Linked DNA regions of Homo sapiens: region 1 is linked to region 2. The links are chromatin loops, found by intact Hi-C in ENCODE. Cell type or tissue: HCT116. All regions are shown on one strand. Links, peaks and the distances in the headings refer to the core of each region. The heading gives the core; the rest is flanking DNA.

The links. A loop is a pair of places that touch in the nucleus more often than their neighbours do. Peaks named below come from ENCODE experiments on the same cell type or tissue, not always from the same donor. Only the 100,000 strongest peaks of a DNase experiment are listed, where the experiment ranks them.
Region 1: a loop joins it to region 2, with 6 times the contacts of the local background. A loop is called at or near these places in 2 of 110 quality-filtered maps.

The regions. Positions count from the first base shown.
Region 1 is chr2:205,711,371-205,721,548 of GRCh38, reverse strand. NRP2 (neuropilin 2) reads right to left here. Exons shown (of 17, transcript NM_003872.3): 3 at 5,175-5,356. Among named protein-coding and RNA genes, the nearest start is that of NRP2, 34 kb to the right of the region's middle. RefSeq lists enhancers at 177-740, 741-1,306. In HCT116, for the core only: a CTCF peak has its summit at 5,220 (motif pointing left); a DNase peak (open chromatin) is centred at 5,188; H3K27me3 peaks cover 535 bases.
Region 2 is chr2:205,881,639-205,891,816 of GRCh38, reverse strand. No RefSeq gene overlaps it. Among named protein-coding and RNA genes, the nearest start is that of INO80D-AS1, 200 kb to the left of the region's middle. RefSeq lists enhancers at 3,422-3,922, 3,923-4,423. In HCT116, for the core only: a CTCF peak has its summit at 5,995 (motif pointing right); a DNase peak (open chromatin) is centred at 6,026.

The DNA.
Region 1 (10,178 bases), core at 848-8,847, 170 kb after region 2:
TGGAGTCATATTAAAAGGGTCCTTGTGCTTTAACCAGCCACCATTTGCCAGGGCAGCACCACAGATGGGTCCCGGGAGCACTGCAACCCAGACCCATGGACCCACGAAGCACGAGCTCATGCACATTCACGCAATGAATGAAAGTGCTGGACAATTAGAATTGATTTCACTCGTTATGTTCAGATTTTAAAAGAAGAAAAGGAAGCAGGATTTTTGAGGAGGATAATAGACACTCTAAGCATAAAAAACACAACCAACCAGAAATACTCGATAAACTGGGTGTTTACTGTCAGGAAGTGTCCTCTGGGGCTCACACTGAAATATAACTAGGTGATGTCAATACACTGATCTGAGCCTGCAGCGATGCCTTTATCCGCAGCTCCTGTAGGGGGCCTCTCATTGAGTCTCTTTATTGATGACAGCATTCTGGAAAGAGGCAAATGTCTGATTTGGAAGAAGTGCCATGCAAATAAATGCGGATGGAGGAGTTGCAACTTTCTTCAGCACCAGACAGAAAATTCCAGTATCTCCTACCTATCCATCCATCACTTCCTACTTTCCACCTTGTGCTGTGCTTTGGCAGGGTAGGGACTAGGAACACACGAGGGCAAGGGCTAACCTTTGCATGGGTTCTGTGGAGGCTCTAAGCAGCGAATCTCAGAGGCTCTGCACCCCATCATTCATATGCATGGCAGCAGCAGGTCAGGCCGAGTTTTCAATGGGCAGCTAGTCCTGGAGGGATGAGCTGGGGCTGCCTCCCCCAGCTTTGTTTATGATTGGGCTTCGGACTCCTGAGGGCCTCCTCAATGGCCCGGGATGAGGCAATTCAGCAAAGCCAAGCCAGCTGGCGGGTCTTCAGGGGGCCAAGAGGAATTTTGAAAAGGTTAGAGTTTATGGCTGCTGTGCAGCATTCTTCATGCGGGCCACTCAGCTGAGCCTCACACATGGTTGTGAGGAAATTAACTCTCTATTCACTTCTTGCTTGAGAGCTAGAAAGAGCATCCTGACATGCCCTCTTAGAGCTTGCTCTATTGTCATTCCCTTAGAAGGCAAGGGGAATGTCCACCCCCCTGGGAGTGGGGAATTTTCTGGCGGAATCTTTCTTTGGTTCCTGTCATTGGTAGGGCACAAGTGCTTCCACGATGGACATCTAGTGAGTCTAAGAGAGGCTTGGAGAATGTGAAATTTGAAAGTATCCATAGTTCCCAGGGTCCTGAGCTCCTGCATTTGACTGAAAAGAAACTTCAACCTTAGGTACTTAAGGCAAAAAAAAAAAAAAAAAAAAAGAAAGAAAAAAGCATTTCTGATATATGGCTATAAATGGGTATATCCTTTGGCTTATTTTGAAGGCGGTGGAAAAACTTTTGTCCAGTTTTATCTATTTTTATGCAGAAAAATAAAACCTGTCTGTTAACATCATGCATTCATCTCTAATCGTACCATCTCACTGTTTGCAGCATCACAAAAGCAGCTGAATAGCAGATGCCAGGAAGAGATCTCAGAAAAGGAGGCAGAAGCTGGCTGGCTCTTGCAGACATCTGCCTTATCCAAGATCCTTTTCTGAGATGTGTTAGAAGGTTTAAAGGTTAAACGAAGAACTCAAGTCAACAAATACTCAAGCCCACTCAAGGCTAAGATTGTCTACAGAAGCTGGGGGATTTGGGTTGCAGCGAATGATTTCATAGGAAAAGACTCTGCTATGAAAAATGTCCACTCTGTTTTTCCGCTGTGAATTTTACAATAACTCTGCAAGTAGAAGAATCTATAGGTATCAAGACATTTAAAACACAGTGGATTTACCCAAAGCTGAGTTTGCCTTCCCCGCAGAAGGTGAATTCAGTTCCTGAATTCAGGAAGTGGAGGCAGTAGGCACTCCGAGTTTTCTCTACCTCTGTGAATGACCCCAAAAATGTCAGTTTCTGAAGTGTCACAGGCAAACAGGAAAGAAAACCTAATCTTGAACTTATGGTTAAAGGAGCTTCTGGAAAAAACCAAACACACACACACACACATTTTCCACTGATTTTGTTTTCAATGTGACATTTTACGTTTAAAAATTCCTTTTTTTTTTTTTTGTTTCTGTTCTGCTCATGGTATCTTGATTTGAGATCTTTTAAGTATGTAAGTTGTTCTGGCTTACCCTTTTAAATGTAGACAGTCTGGTAACATATAGAATCTTTTATACACCACTTCACTTAGGGCAGACATGAACCTTCCACGCCAGCCACATGCCCTGGTCTGCACTCACACTGTGGGTCCTACAGCAGAGCCTCACCAGGGTAATGTACCATCGAAGGCTTCTAGAGCCCTCTGTATGGCTATTTGCGTATCTGTGTTTACAGTTTCCCCCGCTTCTTCCTCTCTATGAATCCGACTAGCAAACATAGCTGTGTTTGTTTGGATTTCTTCAGCATGTCCACCCATTTCTTTCATGTTCTGTGGATGACGTAAACTTTGTATATTTTCTCTCCTGACTCCAACAATGGAAATGTGGGTATAGGACAAGGCACCTGCATGAATGCTCATTTTTCTAAACTTCTCTGTTTTGAATTTTGCTCCCTTGCACATTTCTGCACTTTATACAAGGTTGACTTTTTTTTTTTTTTGAGATGGAATTTCGCTCTTGTCGTCCAGGCTGGAGTGCAATGGCATGATCTCGGCTCACTGCCACCTCCTCCTTCTGGGTTCAAGTGATTCTCCTGCCTCAGCCTCCCAAGTAGCTGGGATTACAGGCACGTGCCACCATGCCCGGCTAAGTTTTGTATTTTCAGTAGAGACCAGGTTTCGCCATGTTGGCCAGGCTGGTGTCAAACTCCTGACCTCAGGTGATCCGCCTGCCACAACCTCCCAAAGTGCTGGGATTACAGGTGTGAGCCACTGCGCCCGGCATATATAAGACTGACTGTCATGCGGACAGTTGCTCTTCCAGCAGCAGGTGGGTATGACGGCAGGTACGAGTGGCCCTGAGAAGTCTATGGGCTCTCATCTGCTCTCTTACATTGCCAGGAGTGTGGCTGTTGTTGGCAGGGCTTTCTCTTACAATCTCTTCACTAGGCAACCCCAATCCTTAAAGCAGGCCACCCCATTTCTCCAAGCTGAAGCCACCTAGCTCCGTTGGCTGGCACCATTGTTTCTAGGCAGTTCACAGACTTGTTGCTTCATTTGAAATCCTGCTTCAGCATGTCCTCAAGACAGCGATATTGAATTATGATACCCTCTTACATGTTTTATCTTTTAATATCCTCCTTTCAAATTTGCATGATGGATAGAGTGAACATTGACTTTTCCTGTGGCTTTCTGGAGAATGTAGCATGATGCCTTGTGAAATACTAAGTTGGGTGGTGTGAGACCAAGGCTGAGTTTTCATGGCCCTGCTCACCCTTGTTCTGACTTCCCTTGGCCAGCTTCCTGGAAGATCTTGCTTGGAGCTGTTTTCCTTTCATGGCCAGCACAGTGCAGCCGAGTGGCAGCATTAGCACTAGGGACCTTGCTATTGAATAGATTCTCTGGAGCCCCTCGATTGCTAAGCCACTTGACTGCTCCCCCATTTTCATAACCACCACATGTCAATTGTACCTTTACTTTGCACTTATTCATTCTGCCTCATATCATAGTTTTCCTTTCAATTTACATACATACTCATCCAATAACATCACCTGCGAATCTGTTACGTGCAAAGGGTTTGCACACCTGCCTCTCCAACCCGAAGAGAGCAAGCATCCCCTTTTATTTCTTTCTCTTTTATTCTCCCCACTGCTCGGCAGCAGAGGATGCTCCACTGGTGCTGGTGGCATTGATCTGAATTTTGCACAAGACTCAGGGGAATATGGATCAAGCTATTCAGGGGCCTCACAACAGCTTGAGCCACTGGACACACAGATTGTCAGCCCCTGTGACCTCATCATAGTCAGGAGCATGAAAACCCAAGGCAGAGAAACCTTCTTGGGACCTGTGCCCTGCAGCAGCCTGGGCTGCCACTCTTGCATGACACAGTCCCCTTGCCCCACCCCTTCATTTGATTCCACGTTCTTGTTCTCGGGCAGACAAATCCGACAAATATTTAGACAGAGTGGATATAAAAAGTGCTTTCAGCAGCTACCACTTCCTTTCAAGAGCTGTTTAGTGAAAAAGAAAATATATATGAATAGTTCCCCTCACACTGAACTCAACAGGCGCCGGTCTTGGGCCTCTTGATGACAAGGCTGACAACCTCCCCTCGAACCAGACTCCATCCACGAGTTGTAAAACTTGGGCTGCTGGGGGGAGAGGGGAGACACACACATAGATGGAAGGGGAGCCTCTGAGGAAGGGAGTGGGTGGTGGGTGGGGAGGACTGGAGGACATGCTTCCCTTAGCCTCGAGATAACAAGCTCCACACATCACAGAAGAGGACACACCACTGGGAGAGCTTGAGTGTAGCTGATGAAGCGGGGTCTTGTGAATAAAAGTCTGCTGTATTTAGTTTTGGAAATGAGCACTGGCCCATATTCTCAGGCCCTAAAGTAATCTAAGGGGGACCTGATGGAAATCAAGCAGTCAACTTAAAGCAAGTGCAGTGCCCTCTGACTCTTTTTCTGCTATTTTTTGATTGCTTTTCAGGGAGTCAAGTTCATTGGCATTTAGAGAGTAGGGGTTCAATGGACAGAGGTGGTAACATGGACTGCCAAGGGGAATTTCTAGGAACCTTATTTTAATTTAAAAGCTATGGTGTGACCCCATTTGGGAGGTCATGGCAAGATCTTTAGAGACTCCAAACAATGAAAAGATTATGTCCTCAGCCCCATGTAGTTCCAAATAAAGACATCATTAGACCATGAAGTAATCGTGAGAAAGTCATCAGAGTTTTGCTTTTTCCCATGAAGATTATTTTGATTTTAAAAAACATACAAAAATCCAATTCTTTCAAGAAGTGTTTTTCTGTTTGTCTAATACCACAAACAATGGCTGTTTTGACCCCACCCCCACCCCCCCGCCCACAGCCCGCCCCCTTAAGCTGGTGGATAATCTGAGCTGGCTCTTCTTCTCATGATGTTTGTGGGTTCACCTTGAACCTCTCACCATGCTCAAGCTGGATGACACTGTCACCCTTACCCAGTGCCTCAGCCCACTGGGTGCTGTCCCTCCTTCTTCTCTAAGACGCCCATCTCCCGGCCCCTACGTGTGACCACACTGACCTGTCTTGAAGATCTCGTAGCGCAGAGAGAAGCCTGCCCCCTGCCGGGCGTAGTCGGAGGTGAACTTGATGTAGAGCATGGAGCCCGAGGAGATGATGGTGGGCGGGGCGATGTTCCCACAGTGTTTGCCCAGGAGGTCTGCGGATTCACTGTCCCCATCCCGAATCTCGATAAAGTCATACCTGGGTGGGGATGGCACAGACAAGAAAAGATCACTCGAAGGACATGAGAAGGACCACTGTGTCGCTCCCACTTATGTCTCTCTATTCATTTGCAGAAGTTAAGGTGTTTCAGATGGATAAGCGAAGGGCACTTATGTCTGCTTGTACAGACTGGCAAACAGAGATACTGCAGGTCGTTGTGCTTTGTGAAAGCCACAGAGTGAATAAACACATGGCTGGAAGGCCTTATCTCTTGCCCACGTAAGAGCAGGAGCATCGTTCTATCAAATATCACAAAACACATTTTTTTCTTCCTTCAATAGCACCATTTTTATTTCCATTATGCTCTCTCAGAATCTTAGTCTCTCCTTCTTAGCTCTGTGACATTGCAAGCTGCTGAACCCCTTTGAGCATCAATTTCTTCATCTGTAAGATGAGGATAAAAATATCCACTCCACAAGGCTGGGGAGAAGATAGAATGAAAAAAAATATATATGTAAGGGGCTAGGCACTGTGCCAGGCACACGGGGGATGTTTCAGAGACATTTGTTTATTTTCCCATCTCCCTCCAGCCCCCTGTTTCAATTTTCCCCTGGGCCATCCCTTCTTTAATTGTTAGTGACAAAGACTCCCCACCCGTGGGCCACCGCCTCCCTAAGATGACTCTGCGAGGTTCCCATCAGCAGTGTCTAGTCAACATGTGTTCTTAAAAGGAATCAGCCTCATGTTAGATAAGGCGATAAAAACCTTTCTCCAAAAGCAGGGGTGAGTCTCCAGGGGCCCACTGTCTACGTGCACACAACTATTAGCCTCAGTGAGAGGCAGGGCAGGCTGCCCTCCTGAAGTGGAGGCCTGTGCTCATTTGAAGCAGAGTCAAACTGGCCAGGGCTGGGAAGCAGGCACCTCAAAGATACCCTTGGCTCCGTTCATGGGAAGGTGCAAACATAATGCACCATTTTATCTTGACAGACACACATTTTCCAGCCCCGGTATGTGCTCTGGCAGTCCTCACTGTGCTGCGTTTGTGCTGCTTTTGGGCTCCCAGTTAATACTCCTGTCACAACTGCTTAGGTGGGAAACTTCCTCCCACCAGCTCCCTTCCAACTGCTGGCCGCTGCACCATTATTTACTGAAAACCATCCATCTCCCTCTCCCTCCCTTTCTGTTTATTTATTTTGCATCAACCTGTTAAAGCAACACTTAAGAAATCTCTTCCTTGCGGGTAAGGAGAGGGCTGGGAATGCACCCTTCTGTGGGATGTGCCTGCCAAAGGATCCTGTCACATACAAGGATCTGGGGTTGCCGGCTGCCGGAAGGAGTGGCTGGTGTGAGCTGGGGAGGCCTGAGGCCTCACTTCAGCCCCCAGGAGCTATGTTACTTAGCCACTTTCAAATAATAGGCCTGTAAAGGAAGTCTAAGGAGTGGGCCAGGATTAATTCATTCTTAGACCCCACAGGGCTGGACTCCCACAGTCCAAAAAGAACCGCTGAAGCTCCTTAGAGTCTGGAGAAGTCAAAATGGCAGTTTCAACCCCCAGGGAGAAATGGAGAGATGGTCACAGATTGAGAAGACCGTGAGGTTGGGGAATCTGTTTAGGTCTGTGGTTTCAGTGTGGGAGATGGTGCTGACTTTGAAAACATGCTTCCTCATTTCCAAAACAAAAGTAAAAAGACGCTTCATTTGTTCTCAGGGGAAACTCCCAAACCTTCCAGAAAACCCCTCCGTGCTATTTTCACACTAAGGCAAGCACTGCTGGACAGACACATTCCTGTGAGCAATGGTGATGCCCTGGCAATGTGCACAAAGGTTGAGAGGCTCTGCTACCCATGTTCATTAATCAGACAACTCATCTGGACTAAGAAATGCATGGCCCAGAGCGCAAGAGTCCCAATCCCAGAAGCAGACAGAGCTGGGCTTGCACCCCAGCTTGGCCACTTTTTAGCTGGGTGACCTCAGGCAAGTTACTGAACCTTTCTGAGCCTCAGAAATGGGGAGAAAAAGAGTAAAGTAGGGATATTACAGTCTTCTCCTAGGGTTGATGTGGGACTTAAATGACAAAATCTAATCTATCTAAAGTGTTAGTCCATAGTCTGGCACTCAGTGAGTGCTAAGTAAATGTGAACTGTGATTTGTTGTATTTTCACACCCATTTCACAGGCAAGGAGGCTGAGCCACAGAGCAGAAGCGACCCTGTTTTCAGAAATGGAACAAATGAGCAGAGGTGTAGTATCAGCGGGAATGGAAATCTGTTCAAACATTCTGAAAGGCATTTTGGTGAAATGTGACAGAAGTTAATATGTACATAGCCTTTAATCCAGCAATCCTACTGCTAGGAATTTTTCCTAAGAAAATAATCAGACAATTGTGCAAAGATGCATATGCATCTTTGTGCATATATTTTGAAAAAATATAAAAAGTGGGAGGATATTTTGCTTATAAATGGTTTCAAAGCCCAACCGTAGAGGGAGGGTGAATCCATCTGGGATATTTATAAAATGGAATACTCTCCTGCTACAATCAATAGTCTGCAGGTCTAGAATTTTTTGTTTTTATGGAAAAATGTTCACGCTATACTGTTAACTTTTTAAAAAGGAGATTTTTTAAAAGTATGTTTTAAAAGGTATACATACATTTCCTCACATAAACATACAGAGGAAGTCTGAAAGACTACTAAAATATGAACAATGGCGACAGACATGGGTGGTAGGATAATTGGTAATTTTTTCTCTCTTCTTTGTAAAAGAATCCAGCTGTCATGATTTAGCAGATGTAGAAGGAAGTTCATCATCATCACCATCATCATCCATGTCACAGAACTGGAGTGAGGAATAAATGAGACACAGTAGGTCGGGACATCTGGAACAGTGCCAAGGACATGACCCACATTCAATAAATAATTTTTTAAACTTTTTTTTTAAAGCTTCACCAGATAGTTCCAGTCTTTGTGTTGCCAATTTCTCTAGGAAGGACAAAGAGAGGCCCTGCCATCCCACTGGCTTGTTCATCAGAAGTGAGAGGGTTTTATCTGGTTGCCTAATCACCCATGGAGTCATTTAGGGGATTAACAGAATCAGCAATGAAGCAGGGCTGCCCAACAAATGCCACTGTTACAAGCTTGCCTCAATTTACTCAACGGATACAGACCACCCCAAATCCCTTCTTGTAATGCTGCCTGCAACAAATACATCCTTATGTATCTAACACACATATAGAGAAGGGATGCATTTTTGAAAAAGCTTCATATAATTCAATCATACTATAAATTTTTTCTCTGAGCTTGTTAGTTAAAGGACCCCTCTGCTGAATCCTTTTGTGAAGCAAATAATCAACAAACCTTACTTGAACTTCTTAGAAAAACTAGATTTTTCTATAAGGTTTGCTTGAGGGGAAGTGACACAGAGTTACAGTTCGGCAGCTGAAATCCCCCCAACTTCCAGTCTTCTGGTTCTGCCCTGTGGACAAGCCCCACTTAACCACATGGTCTTCTGGCTGGGCCTTTTATATAAAGGGCACACTCCAAATGACATGCTGACTTCATACAGAATGTCTCATTTACCTCCTGTGTGACTGACTCATTTGGGGAAATTTTTTATTATGAGGGATTTGCTACAGCTGGAGTAAATCTCCTTAGAAATTTCAGTGTTGTCAGGTTCATTTGTGAAGAGTTAGGCAGAGGCTTAGGAAGTTTCTGGCTTTGGAATAAATACGGCTTTGCATCTAGTGTCTAATATCCAGTGTTTGGTAAAGGAATCCGGGGTACAGACTCAGAGCTCACCCCAACGATAGTCAAGTAGGATAACTTGAAAAGCTGCTCCTCTTAGAACGTATCACTCGTTTTCCAGAAGGCAACATAAACCAGCTAACAGACATATTAACTAGAGTGTTTGCATTTCATTATCCATAATCTCTCCTAAACGAAAAATTCCTTTCAAAGCTTTAACACTACCTTGTATTGTTTTATTTATTTTTTTCCTGAGCTGAAGTAGCCATCTCTACTCCCAGTTCTTTATTTTCTCTCTAAAACGGTTCCCCGAGTGCCTTTTTATTTGTCTCCTCACAGATTCTGAAGTCTGCATGGTGAGCATTTGTCTAGAGAATGCTTTCTCTACTTTCTTTCTCAACTTCAAAGTCTTACATTTCTCTCCCCAAACCTACATTTGGGCCATGGGAAATTTTGACAGTGAAGTTAATTTTAAGAGTCCACGGGAGAGATATGAAAAAGCAACAATCTCATCTCTTCCTCTCATCACTAGGCAAACATGAAAAAGGGCTTTCTAGTTTCCATAACTGTCTCCACGCTTGACACTTCCCAGCAGGGCACCAAAGGCTGGGTTAGTCAACGGAGCCTGTGCTGGAAGATTCACCAAGCTTAGGTCCTTCTCTCAGGGCACCGAAATGTCTGGCCCTTGTCAGAATCCAGCTTTAGGGATGCCACACAGAACCACTTGGAAGGGGATTTCTGTATCGAAGATAGAGTACTTAGGTCTTCGGAGGAAGAATACTCTGCCCCTTCTTTTGGGTCTACGTATCAGAACATCTCTGCCCAAGTCCTGACATCATAACCTTTGCCAACCAAGCAAGGCCTCCTTTCACACTGCTCATCATAAGATCATAAGATGTTGAAGACATTTTGTATATGGTGAGCTCTTTCCAACCCCAGGGCCTTTGCAAGCGCTCTTTCCTCTGCCTGCAGTACTCCTCATTGGTGCTTTCCAGGGCTGGTTGTTGCTCATCCTTCAGGCTTAAGGACAAATGTTACCTCCACAGAGAAGCCTGCTGTCACCACCCTATTTCAGATGGCATGCCCTTATTCTCTATCTCACCATCATCTTACTTCTTTCAT
Region 2 (10,178 bases), core at 1,249-9,248:
CATTGCCTTGTTGTTGGGAAGAAAAAGGTAACACAACACAAAACTAAGAAAGAAATTCAGCTGAAGATTACATTAACTAAGGAAGCATATGGTGTAGAGAAAAAAGAATGGTAGTTAATAAACTTGATTTTGGCCAGGGGCAGTGTCTGTAATCCTAGGACTTAGGGAGGCTGAGGTAGGAGGATTGCTGGAGCCCAGAAGTTCAAGACCAGCCTGGGCAATGTAGTGAGACCCTGTTTCTAGAAAACATTAAAAAATTTTGGGACTATAGGCTTGCTGACATGAGCCTATAGTCCCAGCTATTTGGAGGCTGAGGAGGGAGGATTGCTTGAGTCAGGGAGGTTGAGGATGCAGTGAGCCAAGACTGCACCACTGCACTCCAGCCTGGGTGACAGGATGAGGCCCTGTCTCAAAAGCAAACCAACAAAAAGACCCCTGATGTCGAGTCCCCTGTGGTCGTTGACCTGGTGTGTGAACTTTGGCCAAGTCATGGAAACTCAGAGCCTTGACTTTGCTCCTCAAGTGAGGCTGGGAGGCTCTACTGCAAGATCTGTGAGGGTGAGGACAGTTTCCTACACATCTTTGCATCTCACACTGCTTACAGTCCCCACGTTTAAGTGTTTCTTGAATAGGTGAATTCCCAGGAGTGTATGCAGTTCTATTAGACTCTTGGCCCAGAGTTGCCAGTGAAAGTCACTTCACACTGTCTTGTTGTGGAGGCCAACGAATGGCATTCCCACGGACCTCTATCATCTGAAGCCGCTTCAGAGGCTCCTCAGGGCAGATGCAAATGGGACAACTTAAGTTTGACCTTAAAACCCATATTTAAATATTGAATTCCGTCTTGGAGATGCCACCTTCCACCAATGTGAAAAATTACTGATGTTGCTCCGGCAGGGGGGTAATCAGTGTTTTAGAACTGCATTTTCTTTATTTAATTTTTTTAAAAAATTTTAGTTTCAGAGGGTACATGTGCAGGTTTGTGACACGGGTATGTTGCGTGATGCTGAGGTTTGGGCTTCTAATGATCCCACTGCCCAAGTCGCAAACATAGTACCCGATAGGTAGTTTTTCAACCCCTGTCCTCCGACCTCCCTCCACGCTTTTGGAATCCCCAGTGTCTATCATTGCCATCTTTATGTCCCTGAGTTCCTGATGTTTAACTCCCACTTATAAGTGAGAATATATGGTATTTGTTTTCCTGTGTCTACGTTAATTCACCTAGAATAATGGCCTTCAGCTGCATCCATGTTGCTGCAAAGGACATGATTTCATTCCTTTTTATGGCCATGTGGTATTCCATGGTGTAAATATATCACATTTTCTTTATCCAGTCCACGTTGATGGGTATCTAGGCTGATTCCTTGTCTGTTGTTGTGACTAGTGCTGCAATGGACATACAAGTGCAAGTGTCTTTTTTGTAGAACAATTTATTTTCCTTTGGGTATATACCCAGTAACGAGATTGCTGGGTCAAATGGTAGTTCTATTTTTAGTTCTTTGAGAAATAATCAAACTGCTTTCCACAGGGGCTGAACAAATTTGCATTCCCACCAACAGTGTCTAAGGTATAAGCGTAGAACTACATTTTCAACTTATCTCCTCTAACAGGAGTCTCCCAATATTTTTTTTAACTGTGAGGGCTTCCTCATCATAGTTCTACCTGAAGTATTTGCTCATAGAAAAAATGGATAAAGGGCAGACATGGTGGCTCACACCTGTAATCCCAGCACTTTGAGAGGCCAAGATGGGAGGACTGCTTGAGGCCAGGAGTTCAAGACCAGCCTGGTCAACATAGTGAGACCCTGTCTCATATTAAAAAAATGTATAAAGTGGTAGATTGCATTATTGTTCATGATTATTTTCTTTCTTCCTTTCTCTCGCTCCTTCCTTCCCTCCTTCCCTTCCTTCCCTTCCTTCCCTTCTTTCCTTCCTTCCTTCCTTCCTTCCTTCCTTGAGACAGGGTCTCACTTTATTGCCCAGGCTGGAGTGCAGTGGCATGATCGTAGCTCACTATAGCCTTGATTTCCCTGGCTCAAGCAATCCTCCCACCCCAGCCTCCTTAGTAGCTGGGATTATAAGTGCACACCACCACACCCAGCTAATTAATTTTTTTTTTTGTAAGTACAGGGTCTCACTCTGTTCCCCAGGTTGGTCTTGAACTCCTGGGCTCAAGTGATCTGCCCACCTTGGCCTCCCAAAGTGCTGGGATTACATGTGTGAACCACACACCCAGTCATGATGATTTGCTTTCAAAATAAATACATCCCTGCCCTTCCTGTGCCTCCAGTAGCTGAAGTGGCCATCCACCCCCACTTATCAGTCATGACAGGACATGTGATTAGATGCGACTGTGTGGCTTAGCTAGGTTTCATGCAGCATGTCACAGTCAGAGGCTGCTCCTTCAGCCTGGGTACCTGAATGAGAAGACACGTGGAGCAGAGCAGAGCCTGCTTCAACCTGCAGCCAGGATGGAATCAGGTGAGTAATAAATGCTGGGTGCTGGAAGCCACTGGAATTGTGTGGTTGCCTGTTACTGCAGTAACCAAGCAACAACAGGAAGCAGCAATACAATGAATTGTATCTTAATCATCATAACAACATCTATAGATGTTCGAAAAATGCTGGTACATAGCAGTTGGATTGATGCATGAAGGGGTGATTGGGCAAGACATACCTTTTTTTCTTTTCTTTTTTTTTAAGTTTGTGGGCCATACTTAATGTCCAATCTGAATTAGCAGCTTCCTTGACATAACTTGGCAGTATCAAGGGTTTCTTGCCCTGTAGTTTGAGAATCTCTATCCTAGAACAATTATTCTCCTGCAAATTTGTGGCAATTCAAAAAGAGAATGAATTTTGAGATAGGGAGTGTGGGTTTGGGTCCTGGCTTCTCACATCTTTCGTGTGTGAATTTGGGCATGATCTTTAGCCCATGATCTCTCAGCCCATGTGCCCATTAAAAATGGCTATGACTCTTGCACACAGGGCTGGTTAGGGCCTTAAATGACATGAGCCATGGGGATCTTCCTTCTAATGGTTGTACATGTTATTCTTAGAGTAGCTAACCCAAGGATGGAAGAGTCTTTGAAACCACCATTTCTCCCACACCCCGTCTCCCTTCTCACTGAACCCCCAAACCATCAGTGGAATGCCCCCACTCAGTTTTGAGTTTCATGGGTGGCACTGAGAAAGCACCAAGTCCCTATTAAAGGGGCGGAGGCACTGGCAGCTCTGGCTGGGGCAGGGCAGGACCTTTCATTTCAGATGAAAGTTGATTCAGACTCTGATATCCCAAGAAAATGCCTAACCTTGAATTACCTTCCTTGGAAGTCCCACCAGGTTGACTAGTGGTGGCTTTCTCTTTTCCTGCACCCCCGCCGCCAGTGTGTCTCTAATGGTTCCCCATTCCTTGGACTTGGGTATCTCAGTCCTGGATGCAATGGAACTTATGATAACTGAGTTAATTAGGACCAAGGGGAGCACCATGCCAGGCTGCTTCAGTCACAGCCTCTGCACCTTCCCCAGGTTGGGAGGAAGCATATCCTACCACCTTGGCACCTGCCAGCAAACCTGTGCCCAGGGGAGAAGCTGGAGTGAGGGTTCAGGGTCCCCATTGTGACGTTAGCCCTCTGAGGTCACAAGGTGGATCCCAGAGGGCTCAGACTGGGGAAGAAAGTTATGCCATGTAGAAGTAAATTTAATGAGGTCAGAAGGGTGAGGGGTGTGTGTGTTTGTTTGGGGGTGGAGTATCTTTAAAATGGCAAGAGGGAGGCTGACGCTGCATCAGCTTTGGCCACGCTGCATTTTGAGAGCCTCTGGCGTTCTGAGGCTTCTTCCCTCCTTCCTCCCCACAACTCCCTCCCAGGCCCTGCATGCCTTCCTGCAGCCCTGTTTTTCCCACGTTCGGCCCTGTACAGCCTGATCTGTGGAATGGGGGTGGAACCGTGCGGAGGCTGAGCAAGCGCTGACCACCTGCCAGCACCGTGCTGAGCTCCCAATGTACACGGATTGAACCAGAAATGGCCGGGGATCACCCACTTCACACCCACAAAACCACCAACTTCATATGGTGCAGCCTGACTACCACATTTAATTTCTCAGCAATCTTGAGAGGTATAAGGATTACATCTCCACTTTTCAGATGAGGAGAATAAGTCATCACTCCAAATCAAACATTAGTGAACAACAGAGTGAGAATTTAAGTTCTGAGCCCGGACTCCAAGCCCTATTCAAAACTATTACATGACACCGATAAATCCTTTTATACTAACCTGTAAACAATCAATAACAGCTTCACATGGTACCTCCTGTGTGGGACAAGGCTGGTTCTTTAGGGCATCGCTCAAATGCTGGCATTGGAAGATCCTGGATGCGAGGAGTCCTTTGTTCCTTCAGCTGAACCTCCCAAGATGTTTCTGATTCGCTTCGAGAGAGTCTGCCTGGCTCACCTGCCTAAGACATGGGTAGGAATGGCAGGCAGGTGGGCTAGGCCACAATTCTGCTTCTTGAAAAAAATGGACTGTTCTTCTGATTTAAGAAGTAAACCCTATTCAGTGTAGAAAATGAAAACAAATATAAAATATGTAAATAAAAATGACCAACCATCCTTAGCTAGAGGTAAGGATTGTCACAATGTTTCAGGATTGTACTTTTCACTTATCTTGTGCCTCTCTCTCTCTGTCCTCCTCTCTAAGTGCATAAATACATTTTGGAAGGTGGATCTAGTGTACATATAATTTTCCTTATTTATTAAATCTCCATTTTATTCTAAAGGATTCAGCATGGATTACAAAGGCACATAAAAAATGATAGAACAAACTAAAAGTGGGGTTAAGAAAGACAAATCTACACCATAATGCCATGTTCAGATTTGTATTTTTAACATTTAACATGACATTGAGCATATGTGCCCATTTGCCATTAAATAGACTGTTGCATTATTTTTTAAATGTATTAGTATTATTATTTTTAATAGAAGGAAAGCATATGACCGCAGAGCAGTGCACAGGTTGGAAGTGAATGGCTGGATGCGGTATCTTGTGGGTTTTTTTTTTTTTTTTTTTTTTTGAGACAGGGTCTCACTCTGTCCCCAGGCTGGAGAGCTGTGGCGTAATCTCGGCTCACAGCAGCCCCTACCTCCTGGGCTCGAGCGATCCTCCCACCTCAGCCTTCCAAGTCGCTGGGACTACAGGTGTGCGCCACCACACCCGGCTATATATATACATTTTATATATATATATATATATATATATATATATATATATATATATATATATATATGTATTATTTGTAGAGATGGGATTTCTCCATGGTACCTAGCCTGCCACATCATTCTTAATGTCTCCACGGCATTCCACTGATGGGAGCAGCGCTGTGTATCTGATCAGGCCCCTCCTATTTGCTGTTAGGCCGCTTCCAAAATGGCAGATTTACAAATAAAGCTGCAAACGACACCTTTGTAAAGAAATCTTTGTGCACCCCTCCATTTCCTGAATGGGCGTTTCTAGAAGTATTTCCAGCAACACCAGAGCCATGGAGGAATCCTATGTGTGAATCCCCCACTGCCCTGGGAGAGCACAGCATTTTCTGGTGCATCCAGAGGTTGCCCAGCCCCTCTCTACGTCAGTATGGACCCTTCGCATCCTAGGCCAATCACGTCGCCTTCCAGACTGTCCCCACGTATGTCCCCATGGCTCTGCCAGCTCCCTGCCCTTACGCCTCTCAGGGATGCACGGTTGGGCTACTACAGGAGCTACTGCCTGTTGGGATGAGCACCCCCGAAGTTGGGCATTGGAAAGAGAAATAGAGTCAGATACTTGCCGGAGGTGAATGATGTGGGTGAGGGAAATCGCTGCACTTGGCTTATTTCTGTTTGATCCTTACCAAGTTTTCTGCAAAGAAACTGCCTGGGATGCTGCTTATGCGGCTTTCTCATTTGCTGAAAAACAATGTGTGTCCGGAGTAGTGAAAAGGCAACGGACCCAAACTGCCTCTAGCACCAAGAACCCGGCAGTCCACACGAGGGCGCTGTTCTCCCGCCATGAAGGACTAGGCGGGCTCCTGCTTTCTGGGCGGAAAAGGGCGCCAGGAGGCAGAGCGGGAAAACCGGCAGAGGGTGTGGGAGGGAGGAGGAGACGTTTGCCTTCCCCGTCATTCTCCTTCCTTGCAGAGCCTCTCCTTTCCCTCAGGGACTCCCTCACCACCTCTTCCTTACAGCCCCCTCACTGCTTTTCCTTGCGTATCTTTCGGATGCCACAGTCAGCTCTGGGCCCATCCATGGCTCCATCTCCTATCCTAGGGTTGTCCCGCGGCGCCCTCTTTTCCAATGGATTTTCCCTCTCTTATCCTGCACTGGCTATAATTTTTTTTAAAGTGACATATATTTACTTGTGTATTTAACAAAGTTTTTGGTGCACTTAAAAAATGTTAAAGCAGAAAAATTAATCCTTTTGTATTTATTAATTTTTTTCTGGAAAATAGAAACCCACAAAAACAAGATTATTTAAGATTTTTTCCCCCTTGCATAAGGCACCTGGTTGCCTGTTATTTATATACGTATTTTTTGTGGATCAGTGGACCCGAAGAGAAAAATGATCAGAACTGTAACAAATATAACCTAATTGTCATCAGGTTCTTGGTCTTTGATTCCTTTATATTCAGGGCTGTAAACAAGTCTGCATCCGGAAGTGGAAATAAGGCAGCTAAAGAATTCATGAATAATAGTCACAATGTATTGAGCTTTCAATAATAGTGACAGTGTATTGACCCATGTCCTCCACTACCAGTGAGGGAGCTGAGGTCAGAGAGTGTGAAGAGCGAGGCCAAGGTGACCCAGATGAGGAGGGTAGCTAGGATTTGATGCCCGCTCTTAGTGGCTTCAAACCTTGGGCCATTTCAGTAGCAACCCATGAGACCATTCAAGTGGACCTGGGCAGTGAGTCCGGCTTTAGGGTCACTTCTGCGGAACAGTAAGGTCCAAGAGGTTCCTCATCCAGCTGAATGCGGGGCTTCAGTACCTTTCTGAGACCAAGGGACAGGGGGAACCCAGACTCAGGGAGCTGAGCAAGCTGACCCCACGCCTCTACTGGAGCTAAGGGAGAGCAGCGCCATGCACAGCGCTCTTTGGTTTAATTGTAAGGCACCATTCTCGCCCACACATGACCAATGGCTGGGTACTCATTTTTCTTTAGTGATAAGGAAGAGCAAAATCAACCCACATGATCTAGAGCAGTGGTCCTCAACCTTTTTGGCACCAGGGACTGGTTTTGCAGAAGACAGTTTTCCATGGGCCCACCAGGGTGTGGGGATGGTTACGGGACTATTCAAGCCCATTACATTTATTTTGCACTTTATTTCTATTATTATTACATTGTAATATATAATGAAATAATTATATAACTCACCATAATGTAGAATCAGTGGGAGCCCTGAGTTTTCCTGCAACTAGACAATCCCATCTGGGGGTGATGGGAGACAGTGACAGATCACTAAGCATTAGATTCTCATAAGGAACATGCAACCTAGATTCCTTGGGTACACAGTTCCCAATAGGGTTCATGCTCCTATGAGAATCTAATGCTGCCGCTGATCTCACAGGAGGCGGAGCTGAGGCAGTAATGGGAGCCACGGGGAGCAGCTGTAAAAACAGATGAAGCTTTGCTCATTCACCTGCTGCTTACCTCCTGCTGTGCAGCCTGGTTCCTAACAGGCCATGGACCAGTAGTGGTCCATGTACTGGTCCATGGCCTGGGGCTTGGGGACCCCTGACCTACAGAGTTGTGTTAGGGTTAGGGGCCAGGCATGGTGGCTTGTGCTGTAATCCTAGCACTTTGGGAGGCTGAGGCGAGTGAATTGCTTGAGCCCAGGAGTTCAAGACTAGCCTGGGCAACATGGCAAAACCTCATCTCTACAAAAAATACAAAAATTAGCTGGGCATGGTGGCGCACACCTGTAGTCCCAGCTACTTAGGAGGCTGAAGTGGTAGGATTGCTTGAGCCCGGGAGGTTGAGGCTGCAGTGAGCTGTGATTGTGCCAATGCAGTCTAGCCTGGATGGCAGAGCCAGACTCTGTCTCGGGGGGTGGGGGGGTAAAAAAAAAAAAAAGGAGTTAGGAGGCTGAAGCTATGAACCCCTAAATAAAGAGCCCATTCCCAAGGTACAGCCCAGCAAAGTATTATTAGTCATTTTTACCACAGTGTGCAAATAGAGATATGTCCTTTCCCATCTCTGGTCCAGAATTTTGAATTTTAAACTTTATCTCATTGAAATGAAGGTCCCTATATTCAGTGAAAAGTATTTCAGGCCACCTCGGGGGTCAAGGGAGATCTTTGCAGGGCACTTGAAATGATGCCATGAGATAGCTGTGGCGGTCACCTCACCCTTCTCTTAAAAAAATAGTAACCTAGTCACAGTGGTAATTCATATCTGTTTTAGAAAAATTGGAAAATATAGAAAAGCACAAAGAGGAAATCAATTATAACCCTTCTCAGCTTAACACCTTTAATTTATTTCTCCAAAACAAAGAGTACAGCAAAAAGCATTAAGCTAAAGGCTATTAACATAACAAAAAGGCCTCCGGTCTCTTCTCTGTAGAACTTTGAAGATCGTGCCGGCCTCAGGGCTTGGAGCCGAATCCCACTTTCATGGCACTCAAGCCTGCCCCTTGAAACAAGTCACTTATGCCCCTCCTGTGACATTTTTGGAGGTTACAAAGATTATTCCCTTACTGGCAAACGCTAGGTGGGAAGAGAGAAGTGGATGCACAAATATAGAAATGTATTTGTTTCTACCACTACATTCCACAGTTTTTTTGGATATATTCCATTTGTTTCCAAAAATAGTGTTTTCTTGCTTTGCTGTACTTGTCAAAGAACAAATCACATTTGGAAAAAAAAAAATCTGTTTTTATAGGCATTTTCAGGAGTAGTCGCATAAATATTCCCTGAAATTGATCTTCACAAGGAGAAGACCTTACTCCATGAACAACCTAGAAACCATGGAGCAGAGAAGCAAGCAGGGGGTGTGATCTCCATCCTGTGTGGTGCCTGGGCTGGGCCGACCCTCAGGAATCGGGTTGGTCATAGGTGCTGAGGGAGGACTTCTTCTTCTCTTCGTTATTCCCACTGCTTGGGATGGCTGCTTATAATATTTTAGTGTCTCTATGGCATTTTTCTTATTGAATGTTAGAAATTTCCCTGTGTTCTGAAACCAGCGTCTTAAATTTTAAAATACGTTGTAAAAATTTTCTTGAGTCCTTCACTCCTTACAATGTCATTGTCAGTGGCTTCCGAGTACTTCTTTTTTTTTTTTTTTTTTTTTTTTTTTGAGACAGAGTCTTGCTCTGTCGCTGAGGCTGGAGTGCAGTGGTGGGATCTCGGCTCACTGCAACCTCTTCCTCCTGGGTTCAAGCGATTCTCCTGCGTCAGCCTCCCAAGTAGCTGGGATTACAGGCGAGTGCCACCACACGCGGCTAATTTTTGTATTTTTCGTGGAGACAGGATTTTGCCACGTTGGCTTGGCTGGTCTCGAACTCCTGACCTCAAGTGATCTGCCCACCTCAGCCTCCCAAAGTGCTGGGATTACATGTGTGAGCCACTGTGCCAGCCCTGGCTTCTGAGTATTCTATCATCATTTCTTTAGTTCTCTTTGTTGGGTATTTGGGTCTTCCTCCCTCACCCCCCTCAACTTTTGCTAATCATTCACAATGCTGTAATGAATGTATTTGGGTATCTGTCTTGGCACACATCCATGATTCTTTCCTTAGATAAACTCTTGGAAGTAAAATTTCTGGGTCAAGGGGTATGTACACTTTTAAGACTATTGATGTGAGTTGCTGTAATTGGCTTCAGAAAGTTTGTATCAGTTTGTACTCCTATTATCATTGCATGAAAGGGCCTTTTTTCCCCATATTCTCACCAATACTAGGTATTAGATGTTTATCAATGTTGGTCAGTGGGCAGTTAGGTAAAAAATAGTATGTTATGGGTTCAATTTTGAATTCTGGATTACAACATTGCTTCTGTTTCGTAAGTAATCTCTACCACCTTTAACCCCTGGGGGACACCATCCTCATTACTAAGGTTCATTAAACATGTACTTTGTGCCAAGCACTTTGCATATATTGCCTCAATTATTTCTCATAGGGATCTTTATATAAATTGCCCTCAGTTAAAGATGGAGT